Linked DNA regions of Homo sapiens: region 2 is linked to region 1. The links are chromatin loops, found by intact Hi-C in ENCODE. Cell type or tissue: heart left ventricle. All regions are shown on one strand. Links, peaks and the distances in the headings refer to the core of each region. The heading gives the core; the rest is flanking DNA.

The links. Peaks named below come from ENCODE experiments on the same cell type or tissue, not always from the same donor. Only the 100,000 strongest peaks of a DNase experiment are listed, where the experiment ranks them.
Region 2: a loop joins it to region 1, with 2.1 times the contacts of the local background. A loop is called at or near these places in 8 of 110 quality-filtered maps.

Annotation. Positions count from the first base shown.
Region 1 is chr1:233,232,701-233,238,079 of GRCh38, reverse strand. It overlaps PCNX2 (pecanex 2), which reads left to right. Exons shown (of 34, transcript NM_014801.4): 9 at 1,100-1,235. Among named protein-coding and RNA genes, the nearest start is that of PCNX2, 60 kb to the left of the region's middle. RefSeq lists enhancers at 2,576-3,097, 3,098-3,621. In heart left ventricle, for the core only: no CTCF peak of the experiment used is centred there; no DNase peak of the experiment used is centred there.
Region 2 is chr1:233,018,381-233,023,759 of GRCh38, reverse strand. All of the region lies in intron 26 of PCNX2 (pecanex 2), which reads left to right. Among named protein-coding and RNA genes, the nearest start is that of NTPCR, 70 kb to the right of the region's middle. In heart left ventricle, for the core only: no CTCF peak of the experiment used is centred there; a DNase peak (open chromatin) is centred at 3,160.

The sequences.
Region 1 (5,379 bases), core at 183-5,182:
ACTAGTTCCCTTCCATCACTCAGCTCTCCAGTACTCAAGTTTGTCCATCACGATAGCAGTATTTATTATTCACGAATCATGTAAAGGCCTGGAGAAAGACTGTCTTTTACTTTTGTTACTACTTAAGAACTATAGAAAAATTTGTCCGAGAGCTCTCTTAATCCCAGCCAACTCTTCTTTGCTCCCCAGTGACCTCTTAGAGTTGTGTTTCTTTCTCATTCCAAAGCCAAGCTCTGGCCAGGGTGAATGGCTTAAAGACCAGGATTTTTCCCTGGGGCTAGGGAAGGACCTCATGTCTCTTCCAAAGCAACAGTCTTGGATGACTTAATAAAATGGAGTTATGTTAGGAGACATTCTGTGAGAAATGCCTGTTGAGTAGGCAGCCAACATTGTCTCCTAAAAGTTATAGATACCCTACTAGAAAATCAGATAGAGAAGTATGTCCTAGTTTTTGCTTTCTGAGGCAAAGGAAAAAAATGCCAGGATTTTTTCCTTTGTAAAAATGAGATTGCTTACTATTAATTTAAGTCTTGTCAATCTGTGTGTGGTTAAAGATAAAACTATTTTAGATATAGATCACAACTAATTCCATCATGTCCTCTTGATCAATTACCCAAGACATTTCTTTTGTCTAATAAGTACTTACCTTGCTTTGGGGTGTGGTGGAGAGGAGATGCAGCTAGGTAGCAGAGGTGTTCATCTCTGTTTCTTCCTGGTTGGTGTCTGGAGAATTATCAAGCCCACTATTTGTTTTTACAAAATATGAGGCTAGAACTTGTTGCTAAGGCCTCCCCAGGCATTAAATATTTAAAAAAATTAAGGTTGTCATCTGTAGAACACCAGGCATCTACCTACCTGCCCTATGACACACTGCAACCCTGGGTAGCCTGAGTAATTTCAATGTATGCAGGGTAATTGACCTTCTACCTGAAGGTAGCCTTGTATACATAATTTTAAACTCTTAACTGTTTATGTAAGGTTGTAAAGTCTCATCCACTACCTGCTTTGGGCATTCCTATTGTCCTTGTGTTTGTGTATAATAAATAGATGACTTCTGGTATTACCAGGTAACCAAAGCTTTTGTTTTGCCCATCCTCAGAGAGATGCAGGTCAGCTCCTCCAGTACCACAACTTCTGAGAGTCAAGATCCGTCTTCTGGGGACCCTGCCGTCAGTGCCCTTCAGCAACAGCTGTTACTGATGGTGGCTCGCAGGACCCAGTCGGAAACCCCACGGGTACGTACATTCCAGAATTGCTGTTTGTGGATGTTCTGGAAACAGGGGATCTTAAAACCTTTTTCCAGGTTGGATTACTTGACAGGATTAGTCAGCTCTTTCCCTGAATTTTGCATCACGGGTTGTTGATATATCACTGCAAGGCAGTCTACTGACTGAATGTGAAAGGAAATCAGATAGATAGCAGCTAACCTTGGGTTGATATTAACAGGATTGCCACTGTCTCTGTTGCTTTTCAAATGCATTAGAAATTCATGCACATTGATTTTTGGTTGCCAGGATGCATAAGTCTCACAAGAGCTCACTGGATTAGGTTGCCTTTTTCTCCCATGGTTTGGAAAGTATCTTTTTTTTTTTAATGTATTATTGCCTTGTATATTAAATATTCAAAGATTCTTAAATGTTTGACATAAAGGGAGACTTTATTCTTGGGGCAAGTAACATTATCATCAAGAGGTCTAAAAATGTGAAGCCTTTCATTATTTTACTAAGAGATAACTTATTAATGTTCATTCATTTATCCAGTCGACCTTTAATGAGACTCTTGGGAGGCAGAGCCAAGGATTCAAAGCCAGAGATAACATGGGAGGTTAGTGAAACACGCAGACATGAAGTTAGAGCTGCAGATTCAATTTTGGGCATTTTGGAGGAGGGGTAATGGGGAAGGCTTCTTAGAAGAAGAAATACTTCGGTTAGGCCCTGAAGAAAGATTGGTTTCCATTGGTACAGATGGAGAGAAGAGGATTGTAGATGGTATGATGTCATGTGAGTGTCAAGTTTCTTTATTTCTGTTTACCTTTTTCCTGGAAATGTTTCAGTTCATTCTAGAAAAGCTCATCTTTGAAAAAATAATATAATTATATATATATATATATATATATATATATTTTTTTTTATGATTGCTTTGCCACATTTTTCCAAAGGATGCTCAACAATACAACGTGGCTGGCTGCAGTGGCTCACGCCTGTAATCCCAGCACTTTGGGAGGCCAAGGTGGATGGATCACCTGAGGTCAGGGGTTCAAGACCAGCCTGGACAACATGGCAAGACCCCATCTCTACTAAAAATAGAAACATTAGCCTGGCATGGTGGCACGTGCCTGTAGTCCCAGCTACTTGGGAGGCTGAGGCACGAGAATTGCTTGAACTCAGGAGGCGGAGGTTGCAATCAGCCAAGGTCGTGCCACTGCACTCCAACCTGGGCAACAGAGCGAGACTCTGTCTCAAACAAACAAACAAACAAACACAAAATACATTGGGTTGAAATTTATACACCATTACCCAGCTGTGCAAAGAAAATGTTGAGTTACCTTTTAGCTGACCACATATTGCTCTGAGCTCTTATACCTGTTGATGTGGGGAGTGTAGGGATGACTTAACTTAAAAGTGCCAGTTGCCAGATACAGTGGCTTACACCTGTAATCCCAACACTTTGGGAAGCTGAAGTGGGGAGACGGTTTGAGCCCAGGAGTTCAAGGCTGCAGTGAGCTATGACTGTACCACTGCACTCTAGCCTGGGGCAGAGTGAGATCCTCTCTCAAAACAAACAAAAAAAGTGCTAATTAGGGTAACTCAGCCCTTTCAGTCTTGGAGTTTGTGTGTGAACAAGTGTTTAATTTATTCAAAGAATCAGTCTTTTGGGACTGTTTATTCTCTTCCCTTTCATGTATTCAGGCTCTCCTCCTCCTCCTTTCCAGGGCCTCTGTGTGTTAGGGATAGGATTCCTAAACCTGTGGGTGGAAGTGGACCTGAGAGGGGCACTTCTGAGGAGGGGAGCATCCCCTTAGTCCAGTCACCGGGTGTACTGTGTGTTGTACCTGCCTGGTTTGGGTGAGGTGCTGGATCTGCCACTCACTGACCACCGGAGACCCTGCCATTTGCCCTAGCTGTGTTCTGCACACACTGTCAGCCCGTACAAGGTCTGTGAGCTCTGCCCAGCCCCACCCCCAGCTGCCAGTATGTAGTTCTCACCACAGCCCTAGTATGTGGGGGCCCTGTGGAATACGGGCTTTCCTGAGGGACTTGCATTTTCCCCTGAGATAAGCCCGGAAGTGCTAACTCCCTACCACCCTCCAGAACATTAGTGTTGAACCTTCAAGAAGGTTCCATGAAAGTATCAGGATAGCTTGGGAAGATGTGAATGCCATTGATTTCATGAGTAGAAGAGCTAGAGGAAACTAGAAACTTTAGATTATCAAATGTATACATCCATTGATTTAATATCTCAAAAATATCCCCGTTAGAGCAGAAACTTGAAAATAAGTAAATACTGCAAGAATAAATCAGAAATAGTCCTGCCATTCCTTATTTTACATTTGTAATCCTATAAATGTCACGATGATGCATAAAAACTCAACTCATCTGTAGCGTTTTATTGTTAGACACTTAACCAAATTCATTGCTTCAACCATTTAAACTTTAAGTAAAAAATTTTAAAGTTCTATATTCTAATATATATGGGTATGGAGGAGGAAAAACGAAGATTGCTAACCAGGCTCATGTTTAGACCCTAAGAAAATATTTACAAAGTCTCATACTGGGAAAATAATGTAGTTCTACTATTTGATTTCTAAATATAATTGATATCACCAGGAAATTAAATTACGTTTCAGCCACAAAATAAAAATTAAATAGGTTTTCTTGTCATTATCCAACAAATATTTGCTGTAGGCTGGCTATGCCTGCAGTTTTGTGCTAGAAGCTGGGTATACAATGGTGAAAAGACTCAGTCCCTGCCTACAAGAAGTTTAACAGCCAGTCAACCAATTCAACTCTATACAACAGAAATTCTGATTAGAATAGGCTCTGGTGGTGTGGGACACAGGAAAAGCTCCAGGCCAGGAAATAGGGGATCAGAGAGGCTTCCTCAGCAAGGTGACACCTCAGCTGAAATGTGGAGGATGAGTTGGAGTTAACCAAATAAAAGGAGATAAGACTATCTAGACAGAGAAACGACCTGGCCAAAGGGGCCTGGAGGTGAGGCTGAAAGCAGGTGTGCTCAGTGTTACTGGAGCCTGGAGGCACAGGGGAGCTATTTCTCAGAAGAGACTAGCAAAAGCAAGCAGGAGATAAGGCTCGGAAGACAAGACTTTAATCCCCTCCTTCCCCCATCCTCCCTGCCTCTCTCCTTCAAGTGCAGCACACGAGCTCTGGGAGTGCTTCCCCCGCAATGTTCTGCAAGCTCTTTCTAGTAAAGGATGGAATTCTGCAGGCTCTAATGGGCGGGTGGTCAGGAGGTGAGCCAAGGCCAGAGGAAGACTTGTCTGAAATTCCTCCCTGGTACAAATACAGTGTGTGTGTAGGGAATGAAGTGTCCCTGAAAGGGGAGCTCCCAGAAAGGGCTGTCACTTTTATAAAGGGCTGGTCACTTAAAATACACACACACACACACACACACACACACACACACACACACACACAGGAGAAGAGGAGGTTATTTTTCATTGTCATAGCTGTAGAGTTTAGCTCTCAAGCACAAAGGGAAGGGCAGAGCTTGGGGCATGGTTGGAATTGGTGAAAACCTGTTGTTTGAACTCAAGATTGGCATTCAGGGGTTTTGAATATTACCAATTAAAAATGTTGCATGAATCCATGTTATAAACTGGTACTTCTCTGTCACTAAGTTTATCCATCATGTGCTTCTAACCCCACAGAGTATATTCTGTAGACTCATTACCATGGTTTTTAAAATCTTACATTGTCCCAATATGTTATGGGCCAGTACCTGGGCAATCACCTTGAAACATTTTGCTTATTACACTGCTGGTTGAGAGGCAGGTGCAGTCTACCCAAGGGCAGCATAGGATCTGTAGGAATACAGCATTTTCCGCTTCCATTTACTCTCACCTGGATATGGTCTCCAACTCATTCAGCTTGTCTTACATTAAAAAATGAGATAGTATTGTATGTGAAAGTGTTTTGTAAACTCTAAAGCTCTATGCAAGTCTATGATAGTGGCATTATTATTATTATTATCATTATGGATAGCATGACGGTCAAGCATTGCATTGGTCCTAAACTGATGAGAATTGGTGAGAATTGCAAAGATAAGCACAGTGCTAGGCCTGGCTGACTGTTATTCTAGGTAGATATAAAGGTAGCATTTACATCACAATTTACTATCATTAAAACATTAACAAGAACT
Region 2 (5,379 bases), core at 229-5,228, 210 kb after region 1:
TGTGCTGGAGATGCAAAACATTATATTCAAATTTCATACAAAACTATACATGTTTTGTCCAACCTAATGTAAATGGGGGAAGATTTGGGAAGCATACCAGGGAGTTATGCCTATCTTCTCTTTCTAGACTCTAAGCAAATTCAATATACCAGTTGTGTTAGATTTGGCAGTGAGCCATGAAATAAGAGTGGCATGCATGTTAGAAGCTTATTTCTCTTGGACTTTGATGATGGTTGGTATGGTAGCTTCCAAAATTTGAGTTCCACAATTTAAGTTACAGGCTTAAAGGGATAGAGGAAAGGACACAGAAAATGAAGACCAAGGGCATGCATCAGCAGTCTGTTAATGAGGTTCTAGGAAGCTGCCACAATATCCTCCTGTTGTATCCCATCAGCCGGAACATTGTCACATGCCACCTGGAAGAGGGTCTGGAAAGTGTACTTTGGGCAGCCATGAGCCCAGAATGAAATCGTGTGTTCACAGAAGAAGGAGAAAACAGATGATAAATGGTAACTAGCCATCTCTGTTATCTCCCTCAACAAGGAGAGTGTCCCTTGAGTATTTCCTTTAGTTTTCAGGAGGCAGGACAGGGTGGTTGCAGGAACAGCTAGATCCAGGGGCTGACTGAGCAAGAGGACTCACAGGCCCGTGAAGCAAGTGGCTGGAAGGGGGCAGTGAGGACCAGCAGTGTGGGTCTAGACAGCCACGTAGATAAGCCCTGGAGTTGACATCTTCCTGTTGCCTCAAGAATTAGGCTAGACTCATCCCGGCGCAGTGGCTCAAGCCTGTAATCCCAGCACTTTGGGAGACCGAGGCAGGCAGATCACTTGAGGTCGGGAGTTCAAGACCAGCCTGACCAACATGGAGAAACCCCATCTCTACTAAAAATACAAAATTAACTGGATGTGGTGGCACAAGCCTGTAATCCCAGCTATTCGGGAGGCTGAGGCAGGAGAATCACTTGAACCAGGGAGGCGGAAGTTGCAGTGAGCCAAGATCGCACCACTGCACTCCAGCCTGGGCAACAGAGCGAGACTCTGTCTCAAAAAAAAAAAAAAAAAAAAGAAAGAAAAAGAAAGAATTAGGCTAGACTCTTTCATCTGCTACCCAGAGACCTCCAGTATTGCCACTGGCTGTGTTTCCCACTCCCCCCCCATCTCTCACTGTTTTGTGTACACACTGTGCACACACTACCTGTGCTCCCTGCCCCACATGCTTGCACACTGCTTGCTCCTCCTGCAGGGACTCTCCTCTCCCTTCCACATGCCCGCAGCTTCTCTTCCAACCTCAGTCTCAACAGCTCTTCCTCACCAGCTGACAGCCCGGGGCCATGCCCAGCATTCCTCTCCCCTTGCTCTGCAAACTTTCCTACTTCACTCTATGGCAGTTCCCTAAACAGAGAAGCCACAACTGAGTCCTCTTTGGGTCCTCAGAGCTCTGCTTGATGACCTGTTTATTGCATGGCCCAATTTGTTTTTTTGTACTGAATGAACAAAGGTTCTGGGGAACATGGATTTGGAGTCTGGGCCATACAGTCTGGACAGAAGAGATCCTAATTCAGTCAAGGGTCTGGTGGCCTGCTGCAGGCACGAGTAGTGGGACTGGGGTTCAATACTGAGCCACATCCCTGCCTTTCCATGAGCCAGACACGTGGACAGGCCCAACTCGTCACCATGGGGCCAGCAGATCACCGTGAGTGGGAGAGAAGGGAGGAGGGATGAGAGTGAGATGCCCTGTCTGGGTCCATCCTCCCTGGCCTAACCCTGTTGGCTTTTACAGAGGCCTTGGAGGTTCCATGATTGGACGAGCTTTTTGATGCCTTCTTTCCTTGGACTGGTAGTTGATACTCACCTTTCTTTTTTCCTAACTGCTGGAAATGTGCCTCCCAGTCCCCTAGATGATTTCTAAGATGACAATTTGCCATTTGACAAATCCAGGATCATGTGCAAATGGAAAAGGGCTCAGGAAGGCTCCCCCAGAACCTGCCGGGTAATAGCTGGCTTGTGAGGAAACCATGCCCTCCACTCTGTTTTTTAAGAAAGGAGAGTGAAGGCAAAATGGGAGTTGCAGGTGGGCTAGGAGAGGCAGGCAGTGCATGGGTGTGCTACCTAGCATGGCGCCTCTCACAAGCCAGAGCCAGGGCAAACCTGGAGCAGACTCCCCTCCTCCCCTGCAAGCTAGTTAACTACACATTCCCATGTCCTACCCACACATTCGAATTCCATGGGCCTGGGGTGGGACCCAAGGACTTTTTTTTCTTTTTTTGAGAAAGAGTCTCACTCTGTTGCCCAGGCTGGAGTGCAGTGGTGTGATCTGGGCTCACTGCAACCTCCACCTCCCGGGACCCAAGGACTTATATTGTTTAATCAGTTTCCTAAGTGATTTGATATACAAGTAGGCTTTGGAGCTACTACAGACGTAATTGTGCCCCACAGAAACAAGAATGTTCTTAACTCCCAAGTCAGCACTCAGGATGGGGCTGAGATTTTTGGGCAGATGCCCAAAAACACGGTGCCCCCGTGTTTAATTCACATTGGTACTGCCAGGCCTATCCTGCGAGGTTGCCTCCAAATACAGCACTCAGTGCTTTTCTGCCCTTCAGCAAGGGGTGGCTTGGAACCTGCACTCATTCCCCAGTGCAGCTAGTTAAGGGAAATTTCAGGAGGGCTAACTGCCTATTAGAACAGAAGAAACAGCATTTTGGGGTTAAAAAAAAAGATGATTTTCTTCTTTGGCATGGTTGCTAGGTGAACAAAGTTGCCTTTGTAGCTCTGAATGACTTAAAGTTTCAAGAGTTTGATTTCATTCTGTTTATTATTTTCTTACTGGAAAGGCAAATTGAAAAGGAAGACAAATTTGAAATCATTCCTTTACTACAAAAGGAATTTTTTGAAATCTCCTAATAAACTGGGTCAGTTCCCCCACCCTGTATGAATATATTTGAAATCATTTCCTTCCTGGCGACTTGAGGTTTTCCCTCGTGTCTCCTCCATCTCTCTTCAGATTATTAGTGTTTAAAACCCGCTTAGCAGTCAAGGAATCTGCTGCTTTCTGTGTGGGCCTGGCTCTCCTGCTGTCATTGTTTCTGGGCAGCTCTTTTAGAAAGGAGACACGCTTATCACTGGCCTTGCAGAATGAGGCGCGAACAACCCGACAGGTTGGCCTGCCTGCCAGGCCCGCCTTCCTAGAATGAGTTGTCTGAAAGAATATGCTGATCTACAGTTAAAATGAGGAACCAGGAGAATCCCTGCTGGAGGAGCCAGATATTGTGAATTTATTCAGGAGGGGTCCTGCTTTCAGCACAGTCTAGGTTTACCCCATCAATTCATTGTCACTGCCCCGATTTATGTTTTACTTAGTGTTGTATCCACCTCATCCGGACAGATTCTGAAGGATTTTACAGTGTTCATTGACTGTGTCTCCGTGACAGAAGTTCTGCCTAGATTAAATGGAGATAGGGTATGACTTGCAAGCATTTGGGGTGGTTCTGTTTTCTCCCAGTGAGAAGTGTCGGTGCTGTGATTTAGAAAACTGAGCATCTAGCTGGGTTCTGTTCTGAAGTCAGCACTGCAGCGTTTTGCCAGACGGAGAGGAGGAAGTGTTAACCTCTGGGATTCAAAGTCCTCATTGACTATTCTGACTTCATCGGTTGTGGGGTTGTTTTAATTCCTCCCTAGCAATGAATGAAAACGTAAACTTTTGTCTTTCAGTCTTTGTTTGTTATTCCTATCTGGTATGTGATTAGGCCATGTTGCAGAAAAACTAGACCAGCTGTTCACTAGAGCTAGATGTTTAGAGAGACCAAATTTCTTTCTTCCCTTTGTAACGCTCAGCTGAGAAGCGGTGCTCGTGGACATGGGCATCGTTACTCTTTTGCTTGCAACTTTGGGCCGACGACTTAAACTGTCTTTAAATGATCCAGCCGGCAAGGAGACAAGAGAAAACCCTCCAGATTCAAAGTTTCTATTTGTGAATATCAGATGTGCACTCTGGTGACCACCACAGACACAACGGTTCTCCTGTCCCCTAATGCCATCCCTGTCCCCTCGCCCCTCTGCCTCAACCTCTCCTGGGCTGCTGCTACTGCTGCCACTGCCTGCCTCCCCTCTGAGTCCCACGCTCATCCTGCTTGCTGGGTAGGTAAGTCACAGATGTCAAAGGCATGACTGTTTTTCCACATATACACATATCAACGGGCCAGGCCATGTGCTGAGTTCCTCATATAGATTGTCTCATTCTAAACCTCAGAACAGCCGTGCAACGTGGGCATCATTAGCATGTCTTTCTTTCCCGCCTCTGCCTTCAGCTTCCTTGACCTCTTTCTCCATCACTCCCTCTCTTCCTTCCTCCTTATATCGAAGGGCTTTCCTGAGGCCAGGATGGTTATGGTGGGGTGTTACAGAGGATGGGAGAACAGGCACACTACTGAATTCTAGTTATTGTCTGCAGATTTCATTTTTCCACTTCCTCATTTTTGGGACAGGTAGACTGTGGAGCGTAATAGAAGGTGTGTCCAAAAGAAGGGAGAGCATCAGCCATGAACCACAGAGGAACCTCCCCAAAGTCCAGGCTGTCCTCAGTCCTCACAGCAGAGAGCCTAAGTCATGCATTTGCAGTTGTTTAGTGGAAATCACAGACTGTCTCTTCACCTGCTAAAGTCCTAAAAAAAAACCCTTGAAACCAGATACCCAAGTAAACTTGAGGCCTTGAGCTCTGGGTTTTATTTCCCAGACAGAGGGAGGGAAGAGCCAGAGAGGGAGGGTGGGGGCCCCCCTAGAAAAGGGTTTCTCAGCCCACTCCACTTACAAGCGTCAGTCACTGAAGACTTCGTTTCCGTCCACCCAATATTCGTTTTCTGCTTTCTCACTTAAAAAGAATATGTTTTTATAAACAGAGAAGAGCATCAATTAAGCGTTTGTTTCTAACAGGAGCACACATCCCTGCCTCCTTGCATCAAACACTGTGAGCCCTCCAGCCCCTCATGATTTCACAGTGAGATGTGCAGCCTCATTCCAGGGGTGCCCCTCAGCCTCAATAGCCTGGAGCACCACCTGCATTTTTCTGTTATAATGGAACTGCGGTGCACGCTGGCAGGGACTCCACAGCAGCACACCCTGATCCAAGCCTATCAGGCTTGGATTTTCATTTCCTCTGTCCCATTTCTATTTCTTGAGGCCAGGTGCTAGCCTTTTTGATGGAGGAATTTATTCAAAAACTACAAAATGGCTTTCCACAAAGCTGTTACTCATAATAATCAAGCCCAAGGGAGGCATTTTCCCCAAGTGGGACTCATAAGTACAGTGTCTGATTAAGAAGGAAACATGGGTTACTTGTGAATGTATCACAGATGTCCACTGTCTGGGCACTCAGGATTAAGTG